2 separate regions of the Mus musculus genome follow, and region 1 is linked to region 2. The links are chromatin loops, found by intact Hi-C in ENCODE. Cell type or tissue: heart. All regions are shown on one strand. Each heading gives the region's core, and the rest is flanking DNA. Links, peaks and the distances in the headings are about the cores only. Region 1 holds the start of Rdh13 (retinol dehydrogenase 13 (all-trans and 9-cis)). Region 2 holds the start of Ppp1r12c (protein phosphatase 1, regulatory subunit 12C).

Region 1 (10,249 bases), core at 1,594-9,593, 53 kb before region 2:
CTCTTCTGACTTTAAACTCAATCCAGTCTGGAACCTCAAACCTCTGCATAGGACCTGCAGGTCCTGGGTCTCTAAGCTGCGAGCTCTGGGTCTTGTCAGCTCTACAACTAGGTGAGCCAATTCCTTGTAGAGTGTGTGTGTGTGTGTGTGTGTGTGTGTGTGTGTGTGTGTGTGTATAGACATATTCATTCATAAATATATACACATTCACATACATACATACATACATACATATCTTTAAGATAAAATATCACCATAACCATGGCAACTTACAATTTATTGGAGGTTTACAGTTTCACAGCATCAGTGTTCATGGCCACCAAAGTGAGGAGCATGGCAGCAGACAGACAGGTATGGGGCTGGGTCAATAGCTGAGAGCTTCTATCTGATCCATACACACGAGGCAAGAGAAAGCTAACTGAGAATGCTGTAGGCTTCTAAAACCTCAAAGTTCACGCTCAATGACACTCCAGCAAGGCCACACCTCCAAATCCTTCTCAAACAGTCCTAAGAACTGGACACCAGCATTCAGACACACGGGCCTGTGTAGGTTATTCTCACTCAAAGCACTGCTCCCTCCAACTCTGAGAGAACGTCAACAGTCCACAAGCCAGATCATGATGGACTCTCACAAGCAGGCACAGCTAGCTGATCTTATGAAGAGAACCGAAAGCCAGGTAGCAGCTACATTTAGCCAGCGGACGCCGTTGGCCAGCCTCTGCTCCAGAGCTTACAGGCTTTAGGTACCTCAGAGGCTAACCTGAAGCTACAAACCTTGGCTGGAAAAGTCAATGTCCTCTTGCCTACCTTTAATGACCTTCCTTGCAAACTCTCGGATGGACTTGAGGGAAGCCAAGTCTAGGCGTTCAGCACGTACGCGGGGATTCAAGGTCTCTCCTCGAATGTCCTTTGCAGCCACCTCGCACTTCTCCATGTCACGACAGGCCAGAATGACGTTGCCTCCTGGAACAGGAAAAGAGAACACACATCTGTCCAACAGAAATCAAAGCATACACTCACCTTAAACCTGCACACAGTGTTCTCAGTAACATAGTCAATAGCCAAAAGATGGGAACTCAATTACTCCCAGGCTTGGTGATGTAGACCTCGAATGGCAGTGACTCTGGAGGCTGAGGCAAGAGGATTGCAAGTTCAAGGCCTGCCTAGGTTACAAAGTATGTTCAAGACCTGCCTGGGCAACTTGGTAAGAACCTGTCTCAAAAAAGTCAAAACAGGGCTGAGGAGGTACTTCAGCAGCAGAGCACCTGCCTCGAATCCCCCAGTGAAGAACTGAGGGTGTGGCTCAGTGGTAGAGTCCACAATCCCCACATGAGAAGCTGGGGCATGGCTCAGTGGTAGACCACCTGCCTAGAATCCCCCAGTGAGGGGCTGGGGTGTGGCTCAGTAGTAAACCACCTGCCTAGCAAACAAGACACCGTGGGTTCAATCCTCAAAACACACACACACAAAATAGCAAATGTCCACCCACTAATCAATACATAAACCAACTGCAGTCTATCCAGGCCATAGCATACTCTTCAGCCATAACTGTAGTAATGTACTGACATATGACAAGGTGAATGGACCTGGAAACTCTACACTCAGTGAGTCAGACATTCATACATGCATTCATTTATATGCAATGTCCAGAATAGGTAAATCCACAAAGAGAAAGGATGCAGGTTTCCTGGAGCTAGGAGATTTGGGGGAAGAGGAGCTGTTATGAAAATATTCTAAAGGCGTGTGGGAAGACGAAAACATTCGAAGGACGTATGGAAATATGCTACTGTTGTTCTGAGAAATGCCACCAGAGGCTATCCTCTGTCCTCCACAAGGATGTGCACGCATATGCACATGTGTACCCACCTCCCCCCTATACACACAAAGCAAACATATCAAGATATGCAAATACTGAGGCTGGCAATTGGCTCAACAGGCCACAGCACTTACTGCTAAGTCTGAGGACCAGGGTTCAATGTCAGGACCTACAGAGCAGAAGGAGAAAACCAGCTTCCATGGTTGTCTACACAGATGGCAAACTCAGACCCACTCCAGCCCAACATACACACACTACATAATAAAAACAGGTTTGGTTTTGGATAGTTTTGAGAATGTGAATTATGTAGCTGTTGGGGTGTGTGTGTGTGTGTGTGTGTGTGTGTGGTGTCTGCCTTTATTCACTTAGCACAACATCCTGTAGAATCATCACACAGAAGCATGTCTGAATTCCTTTCCTTTTGAAAGCATAGTAATATTCCACTGTATGGATGAGCCGTATTCTGTTTATTTGTCTGCAAATTGACACCTGGAATGCTTCTGCCTTCGAGGTATTATAAACAAGGCTGCCATACACAACATTGTGCACACAACAGTGTGCACATAACTCTTCAAACCCCAGAGCAGGGGCTGCTCTTACCTCTTTTAGCCAGCTCCAAAGCAGTTTGTTTCCCGATGCCTGTGTTGGCTCCTGTCACGATAACAGTCTTCCCAGGTATGGTGGCCTTGCTGGGACAAGCCCCACCAGCGACATAGTCCCTGAAGGTGAGAAACAGCACAGTGAGTTCTGTCTGCCTCGTGCCTGCCTCAAGATTTATGAGCTGGGGCAAAGCACTCGTAAGCTCACATCCATCACCAAAGCACCCAAACACACGGGAGTCCTCGTCATGGCCTCAGAAAAGGATTATACGTTGGAACATCTCCAAGAGGTAACAATCATTTATTCATACTTTTATAAAAACAAAAGACAATAGCCAGAAGTGGTGGTACACACTTGCAAGCCCAGTACTCAGGAGGCAATGGCAGGAATACCAGGAATTTAAGGTCATCATCCTCGACTACAGAGCAAGCTCAAGGCCAGCCTAGGCTACATGCTGCCTTGTCTATAGATGGATGGATGGATAGACAGACAGACAGACAGAATGCATGACGTTGGAAGGAGCATGTGTCAGAAGGGGTCCATGGAAGTTGGAGAACAATGATTGGGAAGCGGGTGTGTATACATCAAGAAGCTGGAGAGATGTCTCAGCAGTAAGAGCACTGCTGCTCTTACAGAGGACCCAGGATCAGCTCCCAGCACCCCACACGGTGACTCACAATAACTCCAGTTCCACGGGATCTAACATCTTCTTTTAACCTCCGAAAGCATAGCATATGCATACATGCGGGGGGGGGGGGGGCGGGGAGGGAAACACCTCATGTAAGCTGTTAGCGGTGACAGACACGCATGTCCTTGGTCCCAGCACTCAGGAGGCAGAGGCAGATCTCTCGTGAATTCAAAATCAGCCTGGTCAATATAACGAGTTCCAGGCCAGCCAAGGCTTCATGGTGAGACCCAGTCTGAAAAACGCAAGGAAGGAAAGAAGGACGGGGGAGGAGAGGAAAGGGAAGAAAGGAAGGAAGGGGAGGCAAACAGGCTGGGCAAAGAGGAAAGGGTAGAGAAGGAGTGGTCCAGAGATAAAATGAGCACAAGATCCATGCTCCACCCCTTCTCCCTAGGTGACCTTGAAGAGGTGACCCGCCCTCCTCTCCCGGAAAAGCCATACTAGTGAGCGGGAAGAATTCGTCCGAGGACTTAGGACAAGGGATACTTCTCTGGCCTTGTTTGGCATTCCCCTGTCGCAAACCTACCACCAAGCGCGCAGAGAAGACGCGCAGACTCACTTGAGCAGCACGGTGCCGCCGATCACCGTGCCCACTACGGACACCGGCAGCAGAAAGCGGCTCATCCCAGGCTGGGGAAAAGGGTGTCCGTGGGTCTGCACTCCAGGCCACTCCGCGGACGAACGCGCTGCCCAGGAACCCACGTGCGCTCGAGTAGCGTGAACGTGGAATCACACAGCCACCAGAACCCGGCTATGGGGAGTGACCAGATGTGGAGGCGGGGCTTTAGGAAGTAGGCCCATGGCGCACTTAATGCTGGGAAACGTAGTTTCTGGAGATGGAATGCGGCCGAGGTTGACAGGCGTGTCAGCTACCAGATCAAATGTCATCACACTCAACCAATCCAAGGGCGTCCTGAAGTTCGGGAAGAAAAAGAGAGAGAGAGAGAGAGAGAGAGAGAAAGAGGGGGGGAGGGAGGGAGGGAGGGAGGGAGGGAGGGAGGAAGGAAGGAAGGAAGGAAGGAAGGAAGGAAGGAAGGAAGGAAAGAAGGAAGGAAAGAAGGAAGAAATAAAAAAAATAGTAGCTGGGTGGTAGTGGTGCTCGCGTTTAATCCCAGCATTACGGAGACAGGAGCAGGCAAACCCATAAGTTTGTGGCCAGCCTGTTCTACAGAGGGAGTTCTAGGAAGCCAGATCCATGCAGAAGAATACTATCTGGGAGGAAGAAAATAAATAAAGTAGATAGATAGATAGTTTGGTACCAAGCATTTCCATTTCCAGACATCGAGACCCTGTAGAATGAACCATGGTTTTTCTCCTCTAAATAATAGTTAATGGTAGCACTTTCTGTGTAGGCCTTGTGAAGGAGGGAAGAAGGCTGGGACCTGGACCCCTGGGTCTGAGGGAGGAGGGTGAAGTATAGATTCCTGAGTCTGAGGGAGAAGGGTAGGATTTGGACTCTTGTGTTTAAGAGTGGAAGTCTGGGGTGTGGGCTTTGGATCTGAGGGAGGAAACTGAGACCTGGACCATTGGATTTGAAGGAAAAGAAGGATACTGGCTTTAAAACAACAGTGAGATGGTGCATGGGGTAGAGACACTTGTCATACAAGCTTTGCAACTTGTGTTTGATTCCTAGAACATGGTGGAAAGATAAAATCAACTCCCAAAAGTTGTCCTCTGACCTTCCACCACGGCATGTATGTGTCCACACACTTATACACCAAAAGGAAAGAATAATATATTTAAAACATACTAAAGTGTTAGTGTCTAGAAGCAGGAGAGGAGGAAAGGAAGACAGACAGACAAACAGACGAACGGACAGAAGGAAGGAAGGAAGGAAGGAAGGAAGGAAGGAAGGAAGGAAGGAAGGAAGGAAGGAAAAGAAAGGAAGTTAGGAAAAAGGCTATAGACAGTGGACAAATACATCCTGTCACTAGAAAATGTCAGCACACTTGACACCTGTTTGTCTTCATGAAGGTGACAAGGAGATAAATATTTTTCAATTATCAGATTGGCAACATTATAATAAATATTCAGTGTTGGCAAGGATCAGGGGAAACTCCCTGTTGGTGGGAGTCAATTATCTGGTGTTCCTGAAAGTCTAGTCAGACACCTGTCACAGGATGATCCGTGTATACTATTGACCCAGACATTCCCTTTGTAAGAAGTTATACTTAGGAAATGATTGGTCATTCCAAAAGAAAAAAAGAACAACTGGCCTTAGTGTGCACTTGTGAGTGCTCACTCACAACTTCTTGCAACTTACTTAACACCTCTTGTGTTCCAAGCACAGCTACTGAATTCAATCCTTACCACACAGTTTCCCTGACAGTAACAGTAAAGGCTGATTCTCCTGGGACTGGAAAGGTAGGTCAGTGGCACTTGCTGCTGCTGCAGAGGACCCCAGCACCCAACAACCATGTCTAACTCCAGTTTCAGGGATTCAGACGCCCTCTTCTGGCCTTCCCAGGCACTGCACAAAAATGGCTCAGAGACAACTCAAGCAGGTACAACATTCACACATAAGATAAATAAATAACTTTTCATTTAAAAAGAGTGTTTTTCAAATGTCTGAGAGCCTTCATCTACCACAAATGTGAGGAGGTGTCCTAGTTAGGGTTACTATTGCTATGATAAAACACCATGACCAAAAGCGAGTTGGGGAGGAAGAGGATAATTAGAAAGGATTACAGGCTGTGATCCAGCTAGTCCAACAATGGCTGTCTACCAATGACCAAAGAATTCAGTAGTTGTTCAGTCCAAGAGGCTGGTCTTCAGTGTGTACCAGAATCCTGAAGAATGACACTCCAATGACAGTGAAACAATGGACTTGGAAAGACCGTGGTTGGAAAATTGGCACCTGGAGTTGGGTGTTGCTGTGACAGACCTGACCATGTGTTTCAGGGAGGATTGTGAAAGAACCTTGGAACTCTGGGCCTTTGAGTGTTGAGAGCTTAGTGGGCTGCTCTGTGGAAGCTTAGAAGATAAGAATGTTGAGAGCACACCAGCCAGCAGCACTCCTTCACGGCCTCTGCATCAGCTCCTCCCTCCCGGTTCCTGCCCCGTTTGAGTTCCTGTCTTGACTTCCTATGATGATGAACATGATATGGACATGTAAGTCAATAAATCCTTTCTTCTTCAACTTGCTTTGATCATGGTGTTTCATCTGACTAAAATGGTAAGAAGAAGACAAGCAGAAAAACCACAGTGGGTGCTACATTTTTTGTTTTGTTTGTTTGTTTGGAAACAGGGCCTCTTGTAGTCTAGGCTGGTCTCTAACTCACTATGTAGTTGAGGACAACCTTGAGTGCATTCAGCCTAAAATCATCTACTCCTAGAACAGACTCCTACTGAGAATGCTCTTAGTCCTCTCAACTGCCCTGGGATTGCAGCCACTCCTCCACAGAAGCAGGAAGCAGACACAGACGATGCACAAACAAACCACTGCATCTATGTTGCAATAAAGCTTTATGTGGAAAACAAGCAGAGAGACAGTTTGCCAGCCCCTACCATGCAATTTGGAAAAAAAGAAAATGTCAAGAAGGCATTTGTTACAAGAACCTGTTCCATAGTGAGTTCCAGAACATGGGCTGCCTAGAACGCGGTTATTACAAAGAGGAAGATGCAAGCAAAGTTCTGCTTTTGAAGACCTCCTGTCCAATTCCGAGACACACCCAAGGTGGGTGGAATGTCTCTGTGCACTTCAGGTTGACTCTGCACCCTTTGCCAAGATTGATATTGTCAAGAAAAAAAAAAAATGGTGCACACTGGGTGCTGTCCCAGGTGCTGAGAGTAGTCCTCCATAGGGTCCTCTGATTTCCCAGGGCAGAAGTTTCAAGACATCCAGAAAAGGTCTCTCTCAGTCCCTCCTCCCCTCCCTCACTTCCTCCCTACCTTTCTCTCTCTCTCTCTCTCTCTCTCTCTCTCTCTCTCTCTCTCTCTCTCTCTCTCTCTCCCTCCCTCCCTCCCTCCCTCCCTTCTTTCCTTTCTTCCTCCCTCCACCTCCAACCCTTGTTTTTGAAAGTGTGGCTCAGACTCCCTGTGTAGCTGAGGATGACCCTGAACTCCCAATTCTCCTGCCTCCACCCCACTCTACCCACCACATTTGGTTTGTACAGTGCTGGGTGATATGTTTTGTAAAACAAGGTATGATGCAGCAGGAGGGGGTGCCTCAGCAGGCCCATGCTGAGGCATCCCCACCCCTTGAGGTACCAGCCATACAATGGGTCTAGTATAAAATAGAGTTTATTTGGGGGCATGAGAAGGGGAGTTGAGAAAGGAGTAGAGACAGATAAAAAGAGCAGAGAGGAAAGAGAGAGGGAGGAGGAGGAGGAAGAGGAGGAGGAGGAGAGAAGGAGGGGGAGGGGGAAGGGAAGGGGAAGGGAGAGGCTGACCAAGAACACATGTCGAGAGAATGGGGGAAGGGGTCAGGGGGAGAGATCAGAAGTAGGAGTCAGAGCTCCAGAAAGCCCAGTCTTTTTATAGGAAGCCAGGCTCTCATACCTGACTGTTGCTAGGTAACTGCTGGGTGGAGCCTAGAAGAAACGTTAACATGCTAACACTGTGGTTCCTGACTGAGCATTCTAAGTGCTAGGAAAACTTACCTATTTAACACAGTACTGGGAATCAAACCCATGGCTTTGTTCATGAATGGTAGACAAGCAATCTACCAACTGAGCTAGATCCTCAGCTCCCAGAGAGGCCCTTGTTTGAAGCTACTGGATAATGAAGTCATTTGTTACATGGCCACAGCTGGTAAAACACATATTCTGTTTATCAGTACATCTTGTTAGAATAAACCTTGAGCAAACTCTGTCAGACCCAGACAAAGGTCCTATGTTGAAACTCCAACCCCTTTCCCATCACTGAGTTGCCAAACTCAGTCTCCCACTATGATCCACATCCTGATAGCTGGGGCAAGGCGGCTTCTAAACATAAAATAGCCTTGTCTGGACAAACAATTCCAGGAGGAATTGCAGACTTAGCATTTGGCTACCTGAAGCTGTGTTAACGTCCCATGTTCCAAACCTCCCATATAAACTCCAAGTATCCCTTCCCTTTTTTGGCAGACCCCTTTTCTGATGTATCAGCCCCTGACTGTTAGAAATAAACAGTCCAGTCTGTCGAGGCCAGTACCCTGTCTCTTTAAGCTGCCTCGTAAATCTAACATACCACACACCAAGCACTCCACTCATGTTCCAATAACCCAGAGAAGAGAAGAGAGGCGAGAGATGGAGGAACCAAGGCTGGGTGAGAAAGGAGGACTGGGGATGGAAAGAAGAAAGACAAAAAAAAAAAAAAAGGAGAGTTGGTGATGTTGCCTGCCAGGACCACAGAGCCTGGGCAAAGATAGGCTGGAGGCAACCCTGGAGAGGGCAGAGGAGGCCTGGGCAGGGAGGCAGGACACACCGCTGGCCAGGAAGGGTGCTTCCAAATGTGAGAAGAACTAGGCAAGAAGCAGAAGGCAGAGATGCATCTAAAGTGGGGAGGAGGTGGCAGCTTGATTTTGGGGTGACATTGCATAGATGGAAGAGATGAGTCTGCAGTCCTCAAAAAAAGGACCTAGATTATGACTTTAAGGCCAGGTTGCAAAGCTTGTCTGTGGCTTGGAGGGTATTGGGGAGCCACAGAGAAATGAAAGGTCATGAGCAAGGTGACTGTTTTCATGACTGGGGAGGTGTTTGTTTGCTCACTTTGCTTTTTGTTTTCATGTCTCTCTCTCTCTCTCTCTCTCTCTCTCTCTGTGTGTGTGTGTGTGTGTGTATGTGTGTGTGTGTGTGTGTGTGTGTGTGTGTGTGTGTGTGTGTGTGTGTGTGTGTATTTGTCATAACTGCTTTTTTTCAGGCTCAGATTCAGACTATAGACTGAAGAGGAGCAACAGCTCCAGCATCAGCTACCTCCACATGTGTTTAGCTGTACCCCAGGATCTATTCTTCCCTCCTTGCTCATGGTACTAGACCTAGCACTGGAACGGTACCCACCCTTCCTCCCCCTCCTCCTCCTCTTCCTCTTCCTCCTTCTCTTCCTCCTCCTTCCTTCCTGCTGGCTGGAGGACAGTTGTGATGGCAGCAGTGGAGCAGCTGTCTTCAGTCCCAGATGAAAGCTATGCAGTAGTGCATTCCCTGCCCACAGACGTGCCTTCCACAGCTTCAGACACACAAGATTAATCTTTGGCTCAAAACACCAAATGGAAAATTCTAGAAACAAATGCTTTATAAATTTCAAGTCGTGTTCTGAGCTGCATGATAAGATCTGGAGTTTTCTGAATGTGCAGGTGTCTCCTGCCAGCATTGAACTTAAGGAGAGCCGCTCTGTGCAGTTTCATTTAAATCTCTATCCCTGAAACATACCACAATACCTGGCATAGAATAAATGCTTAATAAACACTTGGAGAGGGAACATCTTGGATGAGTAGCCATAAAAAAATTCAGAGCACAGGCTAGGGGTGGTGGCACATGTCTTTAATCTCAGCACTCGGGAGGCAGAGATAGTCAGATCTCTGTGAGTTGGAGGTCAGCCAAACAAACAAACAAACAAAAATTCAGAGATAATATGGAGACACAGAATGCATCTCTCAACTCTCAACAGAGAAACTTCTATTTGCAGTAGAGACTCACAACTGGTCAAGGTGCAAAGACTAGGAGACTACAGAGAGCTCAGCCGTAACTGGGACATCTGTGTCATGCCACCTCCTCCTCAGCCTCAGGGATCATTGTTGAAAAGTGGTCCCCCCACCCCCAAGAGTGTAAGTCCCAGAGGCTGTGGATGTCTGGGCAGGTAAGTTGCATGTATGAACTCACTGTGATTATGACAGCATGCCCAAGACCCATGTAAGTTCAAGCCAGTCCAAATAGCAGAGTGAGTACAGGAGATGGGTATGAAGTCCCATCCTGGAGGAGGAACTATTGGCAATTGATGGACGGGGACAGGGAGAGTCAGGCAACCACATTCCAGTAGAAGGCCACACATCCAAGAATACTTGGTAGCATGAAGCTGACCCGATGGGTGGGGGAAAGAAGATCATAAAGTCCAGGGGATAGAGAAGGACAGGTGCATCTAGGCAGGATTGGGGGTAAGTGTGATCGAAATGTGTATAACATTATCAAAGAGTTAATTTTAAAAGTCTTTAAAAAGAAATTCAGATCAGGGGC
Region 2 (10,249 bases), core at 987-8,986:
CCAGACCAGCCTACATAGCAAGACCCTGTCTCAAAGATAAATAGGGCTAGAGACAGGTCAGCAGTTATGAGCACAGGATGCTCTTCCCGAAGTTCCAGGTTCAATTCTCAGCACCCAGTGTGATTCACAACCGTCTATAACTACAATTGCAAAAGGGTCTGATGCCTCGGACATGCATAGGGGACAGACATATTTGCAGACAGAAAACCCGAACATGTAATTTAACAAATTCTGTGATAAAGCCAGGAAAGGGTCTAAGGTAAGTCATAGTACTGAGGCAACTTTTCTGTGTTTGAAGTTGTACCAAAATAAAGTTAGGAAAAGGAGTGGGAGCTTGGCTCAACCACTGCTGCTGCTCCACTATAACCCAGTGAGGCTTCTAACCTCTGGCCTCCATCTCTTGGTGCCGACTGGCTACCAAGCATCCCCAATTAACTCATAGCCATCTGAAACTCAATATGGCAAGATGTTAAACCCATGTCTTCCCACCTTAGGTGGTAACATGCAAGAACAGGGACGCCAAGACTACACCTCCTATGATCTGTTTGTCCTCTCTCCCCTCTTACCTCCTAACTGGACACTCCCCAGTGTAGAACTGAAACCAGGGTACAAGGGCATCTTACGTTCCTGGAGAGCCTGCTAAGCTCCACAACATCCCCAACCTAGCCTGCTTCCCAATTCCTTTCCTTCCAGGCTCTACATTAAAGAGCTGAGATCCACCCAGCTACAACCCAACTGGCTCTGGATACTGATTTGTTTGTGTGCTGACAGGATCTCATGTAGCCCAGCCTGGCCTTGAACTTGCTTACTACATAGGGGAGCATGACTATTACTCAAGGCTGGGATCACAGGCACGCAGCACCACAGCTGGTCTGGACACTGGACACTAGCTTTGGAAGTCGGCAGACAGGGATCTCGAGCCTCTTTCAGAACTTGCTGTTAAGAACACAAGCACCTCATCCAGGGAAATGGATAGGGTCAGACATGGAGATGCAAGGGGCTCCTAGTTCCCACTCAAAGAAACCAGGACACAATGATGTTGGGAGCTCAGGACAGAATCCACCATATGTCCCAGTCCCTCCTAACTCATGGTAGGGTCTAGCCATCTTGCTCCTTACTCCTGAACAAGCATTTGCTCACAGTACCTCAATCCCTCAGTTCCTTGGGGCTGAGGTAACAGGCACACTCATAGCAGCTAGTACTCTTATTCTATGTCTGGTAGTGTCTCACTAGACCCTTGGTAACCCTGGCACCTCCACTCCCATTTTACTGGGGAAGAAACAGAGGCATAAAGAGAGCCAGAGTCCAAGGAAATGGGCAAGACCTTTGAGTCCAGACTCCCAAATTCCAAAGCTCTTAATCCCATAGGCCCACCTCGGCGAGTGATCTCTGCCTTCAGCAGCCCCTCCATGGCATCTGACTCAGCCAGGTCCAAAGGCAGGTCCCCGTCACTGTTGACAGCAGCAATGTTGGCCCCATGGCTCAGGAGGTACCTAGGGGCAATGAAAGGTCAGAGCTGCCAGGCCTGGACTCAACACCTAACCCAAGCCCTGCCCTTCAACCCTTGCCTCACCTGGCAATGTCCAGGTACCCACAGGAGGCAGCCACATGCAGAGGCGTCCAGCCCTCGTTGTCTGCCTGGTTCACAGTAGCACCCTGCTCCACCAGGAAGCGAACGACTTCCAGGTTCTCATCTATGCAGGCCTAAGGATGGGAACAAGCCCATCAGCTCTCATCTCACCCAGCCAGAGGACCAACGAGGAGACTTTTCTACAAAGGCAGACCCAGAGACCCAGGGCCAGCGAAGGGTGTGAAAAGCAATGCTAATGGCCTTCAATGTAAGTCCCAGGGGCCTCCAGACACCCGCCGCTTAAAATACCCTAGTTACTCCATGTTTGGGTCATCTGAGCATGAAGAGTTCATGGAGACAAGAGCAGGTTCCAGAAGCCAGGATGAAAAAAGTGGACATGGAACATGTTGGGCTGCCATCCCTGCATGTGATTGCTGAACATATTCTTGAGATGGAGGAGTCCCAGAACCCAGACATGGTCTCCCAAAAGGCAGGGCACTTTGAGCAGACACACCCCAGTGTAGGTAGTGTCAGAACGCTCACCTAGCCCTGACTTCCATTCAGAGCACAAATAAATAAATAAATAAATAAGATTATCATACGTATGCAGCACCTCCCAGAGACACAGTTGTGGGCCAGGGGCATATTTCCCAAATTTTCCTGTGCACAGGTTTCCTCAGAACATCTTTCCCCCAAACACCAACACCACACTACACCCCCGCTTCCTCACTTTAGAACAGAAAACTTGGGGAGAGGAAGGCCTCACCCTAGCTAGCACAGTACTCAGGGCCATAGGAGAAAGCTGGCCCCAATCCCTGATGACACTGGCTAGATGCTGGAACCACTGAGTCGAGAGAGGGGGCTGGGTCCCGACTCCTGAGCCCTCATGAAAATTAACCCCCTTCAAGTTCAACCATCTGGAGAAAGAGGGAAGGAAGCTACAAGGGCCAAGAGCATGAAGTCATGGAAATTTAGGCTGCAAGAGGGGGGCCACACGTGCCCTGGGAACGGGATGAACTCTGGGCGTCACTCTGGGCTCAGTTTATTTCTACTCTGTTGTCATGGTGACGGGAGGGGGGCAAGGAGGCAGATGGGCCTTTCCCTTTCAAGGGCCTGGCCAGGCACCGGCGTCCATGTGAAAGATGCCTGAGGCTGGGCACCAGGGACTCAGGAATCTAGGCCCACCTCCTCCTCCCTCAGACACAGAGCTCTAGTCGATCCTCTTTTCTTAGACTTGCCCCTCCTCCCTCAGATCCATGTGTTTGAGCACAAAATCTCTCCCCTGTTCAAACCTAGGACTCTTAACTCCCAGCCCTGCCAACCATAGACCCAACTCATAGCCATTATTGGGCAAGGCAGATTATTGGACAAAGGGAAGAAAAGAAAAAAAAGAGTATCCCTGTCTTGGTGAGGTAGAAGTTGGGGCTCAAGAAATATCACGGCAGGAAGCTGATGCCCCAAGGAGGGTTTAAAACTGAAAACACAGCTCCAGGTATAGAAATCAGGAGACACCAGAAGTCACCAGACAGAGTGACCAAATGTCCTTGTTTTCCTGGGACTGAAATTAGCTCTTGGAACTTTCACTGCTAAAGCCAGGGCAGTACAAGGTGGTGACAGCACACTCACCCCACTCTAGACCCAAGCTCCCTCTGCGTACTGGCCCTGTAAACCAACTGCTCTCTTTGCATCTCCTTTCCCAATCATCCAAGCCTCCTGCAAAGCCCTGAAGAGTGAGTTCACCAAGGTATCGCAGCGGTGGGAGGAGAGACCCACCTGGAAGGCTGCCTGACAGGCCAGGCCTGAGGTTACAGGTCCTGTCAGAGGAGGTGCTCTAGTGCCTCCAGCAGATGCAGAGGAGAGGGATGCAGTCAGAAGAGAAAGCTCAGAAGCCAGGGACTTGGGTGGTGCTAGAAGTCTGAACTGCTCTCCTGCACTGTTTAAAGATGCTGAGACCCTGAGAGGGGCCGCAGGGAAGTAGTGCCCTGCTGTATGTAAAGGAAAATGTCCCAGACAACACTGGGAACTCATTCCCAGGGTACACCGGCAGATCATGTAGGCCTCAAGGAGGAGCTTCCACATGACACTTCTCACCAGAGCTTCTAGGGACAGAGGTGACCACTGGTCCCATTCCACAAGTAAGAAAGCTAAAGGACACAGAGAAAGAACACTCAAGATAAAAGAGACAAAGAACAGACAGGCAAACAGACATTAAGTCAGTACTGATTGACTGGTTTTGTTTTTGTGACTACGTCTCATGTGGCCGAGAATGGCCTCAAACTCACTCTGTAGCTGAAGCTGACACTGAACCTCCAATCACCTTGCTTCCACTTTCCAAGCCCCTGGTTTCCTGAGCTCTAAGTACCCACTCTACCACCCAAGCTACATCGCAGCCCAGGACGGATGGATTCTGGGTGTTTTTTCTCTACCTGCAAGTGTGAAAATTGAACCTGTCAAATACCCTCGCTCTGTTTCCCATCTCCACAGGCAGCAGGCGTCCCTTCCAGGATCCCCTCTGTTCCCACCAGTAACTGAACTACGGGATCCTAGCAAGAAGAGAGGACAACCCAGGAGATGGAAGTTGCCATGAAAGAAGCTGCCCACCAGAAGACTGACATTGGACCAACACTGAGACCAGGAGGGAGAACTGGGATGTAGGCTCTTGTGTGACTTATCTTGTTCTCGGTCATCCTAACTGAATAAAAGCATCCTGAATCCAGAAGAACCCAAGCAACAACACAAGATGGTCCTGACTCTCGGGCACAGAGCACTGGAAAAAAATAATGTGTGGAATAGGTTCTAGAATCCTGGGAGGTGATAGGGTGGAAATCTAGGAGAGAGGGCACACTTTTTGAAGAAGGACGTTGGTTGCCTAAATAAAGTCTAGGAGATGAACCAACAATAGGTGAAGTGGCCATGTAATTCCAGAAATAAGAAGGGCAGAGAAGGGCCTGGCATGGTGGCGCACGCCTTTAATCCCTGCACTGGGGAGGCAGAGGCAGAGGCAGAGGCAGGCGGATTTCTTAGTTGGAGGCCAGTCTGGTCTACAGTGAGTTCCCAGCCAGGGCTATACAGAGAAACCCTGTCTCGAAAAAAAGAAGAAGAAGGAGGAGGAGGAGGAGGAGGAGGGCAGAGACATAAGGACCTGCATTTGAGGATGGCCTGGGCTACATAGCAAGACCTTGTCTAAAGGAAAAACAACAAAACAAAAGGAAAAGTGGTCCAGCTCCTCGAAGAGCAAATGCCTACAAGTTTCCAGGAAGGCAAACAATGTAAACAGAGAAAGAGAGTTGAGGAGAAACTTCTATAAGAGGTGACAAGCTCCCCAAATTGGGGGGGGGGGGGATGAATTGATAATGTAATTAAGGACATGGGATTGTAGGTAAGAGAAAAGATTAAAAAAAAAAAAAAAAGCAAAGGATGACGCGACAGAGGAAATGCCTTTTCAAGGAAACAACGTGGTACACTGTCCTGAGGCCACAACGTACAGCACAAGTCACGGGAAGAAGAGGAAGGCACAAACAGGATGGACCTTCAAAGAAGTGACACTGAAGGACCTGGGCCTAAAGAGGGTCAAGTCAGAGTGCAGGAGAACGAAACCACAGGCCTGGGTCAGGAAAGACTTCAGCACAGTCAAACAAGTACCAGCTAGGAAAGGAGGAACCCGGCCAGCATAGGCACGGAAGTAAGCGATGCTGCAAAAAATGCACGGGAGAGAGATGACAGCACGAATGACAGAGAAGAGGCGGCCACAGAGCAGGCGGGATCCTCAGCGATGGCACAGTCGAGGGGAGGTGGATCAGGGCCGAGGAGGGAGGATGCCCGAGTGGCGAAGACGCGGGGCGGGGGCGCTGACCTGGTGCAGGGCGCTGATGCCATCCGCGTTGGTGGAGTCGAGCACGGCACGGGCAGGCGGAGGGACGGCGGGGTCGGACGCAGCGCCGGAGCCGGGACCGGGATCCGCTGCGCGCAGCATCAGGCGAGCCTCGTCCAGATCGCCCCCCGCGCAGGCCGCCAGGAACTCAGCGGCGCGCTCGAAGCGGACCGTGCGGGCTCGCCGCTCCCCGGGGCCCGGGTCGGCGCCCGCCCGAGCCCCCCACTGCCGCAGCTGCTCCTGCCGCCGCTCACGGGCGGCCGCAGCAGCCGCCGCCGCCCCCGGGCCCGCTGCCGGACCATCCTCGCCGGACATCGCGCCGGCCGCTCGCCCGCCTACTAAGCGAGCGAGCGAGCACCGGGCGACGAACAGCCGCCACCCGCCCGCCCCGGGGGCCGCCGGGAACCGCCGCGCGACAAGCACCGCCCAGAAGCTCGCCCAGCCCCCGCTCGGTATATTGACGTCACGGCGCCGACCCAAAGCCCTCTGGGTAACCGAGTCCCGCCTGAGACTTGCGTAGCTATCGCTGGGGGCAAGGGCCTAAAAAGAAGCCCCTCGTAGCGAGCTGGGAAGTGGAGTTTCTCCCCATTGAGGAGCCTTGCATAACTTGAGCAGATAGGTTAGAGAATGAGGCAGCCGGCAGGCCGGCAGAAGTGCTGGGAAATGGGTTCTACAAGCGGAAGTCTTCGCTAGACTCGCTATATATCCTGAGGCACGTTTAGAAATCCGGAGCTGGAAGGGGTCGAACGAAAAACTCAAAAGGCACGCCCTCAATCCCAGCACTTGGGAGGCAGTGAGTTCGAGGCCAGTCTGGTCTGATCCTGGTCCTGAGTTCCAGGACAGCCAGAGCTACACAGAGAAACCCTCTCTCGAAAAAACAAGCAAAAAGAGAACTGCCTAAAGGAGGACATGTCCCTAGGGAGTGCTGGGAATCTGGGTAGAGCGGCCGGACAGGCTACTGGGGCATGCTGGGAAATGTAGTGTACTTTGTAAAGTGACTACCCCAAGGCGCATGGGAAATGATAGCGGATAGCGGATCCTGAGAGATAGAAATAAATTTTGCATACTTTTTACGATTTGTTTTGAGATAGGATGGCGCTCGAACTCATTAATAATGCCCTTGAACTTCTGATCTTCCTGTCTCCATCTCCTAATTGCTGGGATTACAGGAGTCTGTTTGTTTGTGTGTGTGTGTGTGTGGGGGGGGGGTTATTTTTGTTTTGAGACAGGGTCTCAGTATGTAGCCCTGCCTGGTTTGAAGCTCACTATGCAGACAGAATGGCCTCGAACTCACAAAACTCCGCCTCCTCCTGCCTCTGGAGTGATGAAATTAAAGGAGTGCCACCATGCCGTACTTGTTTTGGTTTTGAATCTGTCCCTCTCCCATCGGCTATAAGTAAACTCGATTTGTTTTCTTTGAGACCCTCTTAGTCCTAATGACTAGAACTAAGCCTGAGAGTAGGCAATAAAAAATATTTCGAATGAATGAATGAATGGGCTCCCTAAGGCATCAGGTAGACCAAGGGCCGACGGGAAATTGAGTTCTCAAACAAGATTAAAGCTTGTCACCGCCAAACTCATCTTTTAACATGGCGATAAAGTTCCCGAGCAAAGTTCAAGGAAATCAGATAACATAGGGCAAGCTGGGAAATGTAGTCTCAAGGCCACGCCTCCAAAGGGTTCAGCTCCAGACTTCCAAATATGTCTCAGAATGCAAGGTACCTAAGAAGTCAGTTTCCAGACCAAGAACGAGCCCACGTTTTCTAGTGGTAATAATTCCCTGAGCATACCAGAAAGAGGGCCCTCAAACATGACCAAAATAACCACATACTTTTCTTCAGCCCACCTGGGGCTGCAAAAGACACTAGGAATTATAATTCAGATTGTATCATGCTCTCTGGGCCTGATTTTGTTGTTCGGTTCTTTTTTTTCCTCCCCCCACCCCCTTTCGCTCCGGCCCTGCTCTCTCCAGCCCATAGGTTTTTTGTTTGTTTGTGTTTTGTTTTTGTTTTCTCATTAAGGAAGGTTGTGAGCCACTCAGTGGTTGCTGGGATTTGAACTCATGACCTCCGGAAGAGCAGCTAGTGCTCTTAACTGCTGAGCCACCCCCTGGCATGACTTTGTAAGTCTAAAATGTGATGTTCCACTAGGTTTGAAAGTTTTTCCAACAGATAAGAACACCTAATAAACACCTGATAAAAATAATGTGATATTTCACATTATCTCCCCTAAAAATCCAATTTGAGAAGGATAAAAAAAACATTTTGAAACAGGAACACAGACCTACCAAAGTCTTAACAGAAAGCTGTCAAAATTTGCATAGGGAAAACAAACGTTTTTCCTAAGGGGAACTAAAGCAGCCCACCCACTCCATAATCTTTGGATTTATGCAGAGAAATAAGCCATAAAAAGCTCGAGTCCTGGGAAACAATGGTCATAAATCCAAAAGGATAACCCTGATATGAGATACGTGAACCCTACCCCACACCACACACACACACACACACACACACACACACCCACCCTTCTTCCCCAAGGCAAGAAGTCCATCCTTGGGACCCACAAGGAAGGAGAGCACTGACCAAAAACTATGTTCCGGTTTTGAGTTCCTGAGCACAGCATTCGTGCACACCCTTCTAACCACTGAATGGGAGAGCAGCAAAACTGATGACTGCTAAGCCCTTGCTCCTGCCCCAGAACCACATGTCTTTTGCTAGTCGTTCTAGTCATTGTACATGTATGCTTACGTATGACAACACATGTGGGGGGCAGAGGGCAACTTGCAGAAGTTACTTCTTCCTTCCATGTGGGTTGTGGTCTAATCCAACCCAGGTCACGATGCTTGGCAGGATCCACATCTACCTGCTGGGCTGTGTCCTGGGCCCTAGGATCACAGCTTATAAATCTATTCCTCTATCAGCCCTGTCTGTCTGTCTGTCTGTCTGATGAGACAGGGTTTCTTGGTGTAGCTTGGTGTAGCCCTTGATGCCCTGAAACTCGCTCTGTAGACCATGCTGGCCTCAAATTCATGAGATATGCCTGTGTCTGTCTCCCGAGTGCTGGGATTAAAGGCATATGCCACTACCACCTGTATTGTCTTTATTTCTCATATAGGATGGTCTTGAACTCACTGTGTGGCCAAGGAATGACCTTGAAACCCCGAGCCTCCTGTGTCTACCTCCCCGGTGCTGGGATTACTGTCACTCGCCATCGTATCTAGTTTAAGCAGAACTGGAGATTTACCCCAGGGTCTCATGAGCTCTAGACAAGTTGTACTCCCAGTCATGAACTTGAACTCTCTTTAATGACAGTTGATGGCTCTCCCAGGCAGTATGGAGATGTCGATCAACCCACATAATAACAACCCTGAAGAACTTAAGCAGATGCCTGGGGGCACTTTATTTTGAGTTACAGATGGGACACGCTCCAGTGGCTCCTGGGCTCCACACAGCAGGTCATGTCCTGGCAGTCTCACTTCCAGCGGCCTCCAACTCGACCCTTCCCAGCCCCCTTTCGGCTGTGGGAGAAGAAGGTGGTGTCAGGAAGAGGTTCTGAGCCTCCGAGATAAGCTTAGCACAGCATCTTTAAAATTCAGGAAGTCCACCAAATACCCACCCCCACCCAGAGGAAGTCGGGAGCAGAGGCCAGCAGTGCTATTTCTTTTTTGCAGTACTGGGCACTGAGTCAGGGCCTCTCCCATGTTAAGTAAGTACTTTACCACTGAACCACAAACCAGGCCTCTCACTGGGGGATTCTAGGCAGGGGTTTACCTATGAGCCACGCCCCCAGCCCCTCACGGGGAATTCTAGGTAGTGGTTCTACCACTGAGCTACGACCCCCTTTGAGTGCAGCTCTTTCAGATAATGCCCAGTGGTTGGTGGGAGTTGACTTTCTTGGTTAGTTCACAGATAACTCATGCAAATTTATGTGAAAGGGGCTTGAGCGTGAAAGAAGGGTTAGCTAGAGGTGGTGACATGCATCAGGGCTCAAGAGGGCTGGAAGAGTACAGAAAAGGCTAGAACAAGAAAGAGACTGAGCAGGAAGCCTGGACATGGTGGGGAACACCAGTGATGTCAGCCCTGAAGAGGATGAAGCAGGAGCATCAGGAAATGTTTGAGGACAACCTGGCCTACATACGTGTGTGTGTGTGTGTGTGTGTGTGTGTGTGTGTGTGTGTGTAATCCCCCAGTGAGAGGCCTAGTTTGTGGTTCAGTGGTAGAGTACTTACTTAACATGGGAGAGGCCCTGACTCAGTGCCCAGTACTGCATACATACATAGATATTCATATATGTATACATATGTGTGTACACACACACACACACATGTGCCAGGTTTGGAAGATGGAGGCAGGCAAGTGTCAGGAGTTTAAGGGCAGTCTCAAATACCAATGGAGTTCTAGGTCACTCCAACTTACAGGAGACCTTTTCTTTTTTTTGGGGGGGGGTGCGGGTTCGAGACAGGGTTTCTCTGTGTAGCCCTGGCTGTCCTGGAACTCACTTTGTAGACCAGGCTGGTCTCGCACTCAGAAATTCACCTGCCTCTGCCTCCCAAGTGCTGGGATTAAAGGCGTGCGCCACCACCCCACGGGGAGACCTTGTCTTAATAAGAAAAAATAGAGAGAAGGAAAACTGGCAGAAGAGGGAGGGACAAAGAGAGAAAGGGAGAGAGAGAGGCCAGCGAGATGGGTTAGCAGGTAAAGGTGCTTGCAGCCAAACCTAAGATCTGAGCCTTATCCCTGGGACCACAAGGAAGAAGAAACCAAGTCTTCCAAGTCTCCTGAGCACACTCCACATGTTGTATGGTGCAC

The links. Peaks named below come from ENCODE experiments on the same cell type or tissue, not always from the same donor. Only the 100,000 strongest peaks of a DNase experiment are listed, where the experiment ranks them.
Region 1: a loop joins it to region 2, with 2.3 times the contacts of the local background. A loop is called at or near these places in 2 of 42 quality-filtered maps.

What each region holds. Positions count from the first base shown.
Region 1 is chr7:4,441,787-4,452,035 of GRCm38, forward strand. It overlaps Rdh13 (retinol dehydrogenase 13 (all-trans and 9-cis)), which reads right to left and starts at 3,871. Exons shown (of 7, transcript NM_175372.4): 1 at 3,661-3,871; 2 at 2,417-2,535; 3 at 808-963. The coding sequence starts at 3,725. In heart, for the core only: a CTCF peak has its summit at 5,552 (motif pointing left); a DNase peak (open chromatin) is centred at 3,905; H3K4me3 peaks cover 1,870 bases; H3K27ac peaks cover 1,674 bases.
Region 2 is chr7:4,495,843-4,506,091 of GRCm38, forward strand. It overlaps Ppp1r12c (protein phosphatase 1, regulatory subunit 12C), which reads right to left and starts at 5,838. Exons shown (of 22, transcript NM_029834.3): 1 at 5,424-5,838; 2 at 1,574-1,704; 3 at 1,375-1,493. The coding sequence starts at 5,756. It overlaps Tnnt1 (troponin T1, skeletal, slow), which reads right to left. Exons shown (of 14, transcript NM_001277903.1): 14 at 8,728-8,958. The coding sequence ends at 8,913. In heart, for the core only: no CTCF peak of the experiment used is centred there; DNase peaks (open chromatin) are centred at 2,559, 5,309, 5,899, 6,299 and 4 weaker places; H3K4me3 peaks cover 4,690 bases; H3K27ac peaks cover 3,225 bases.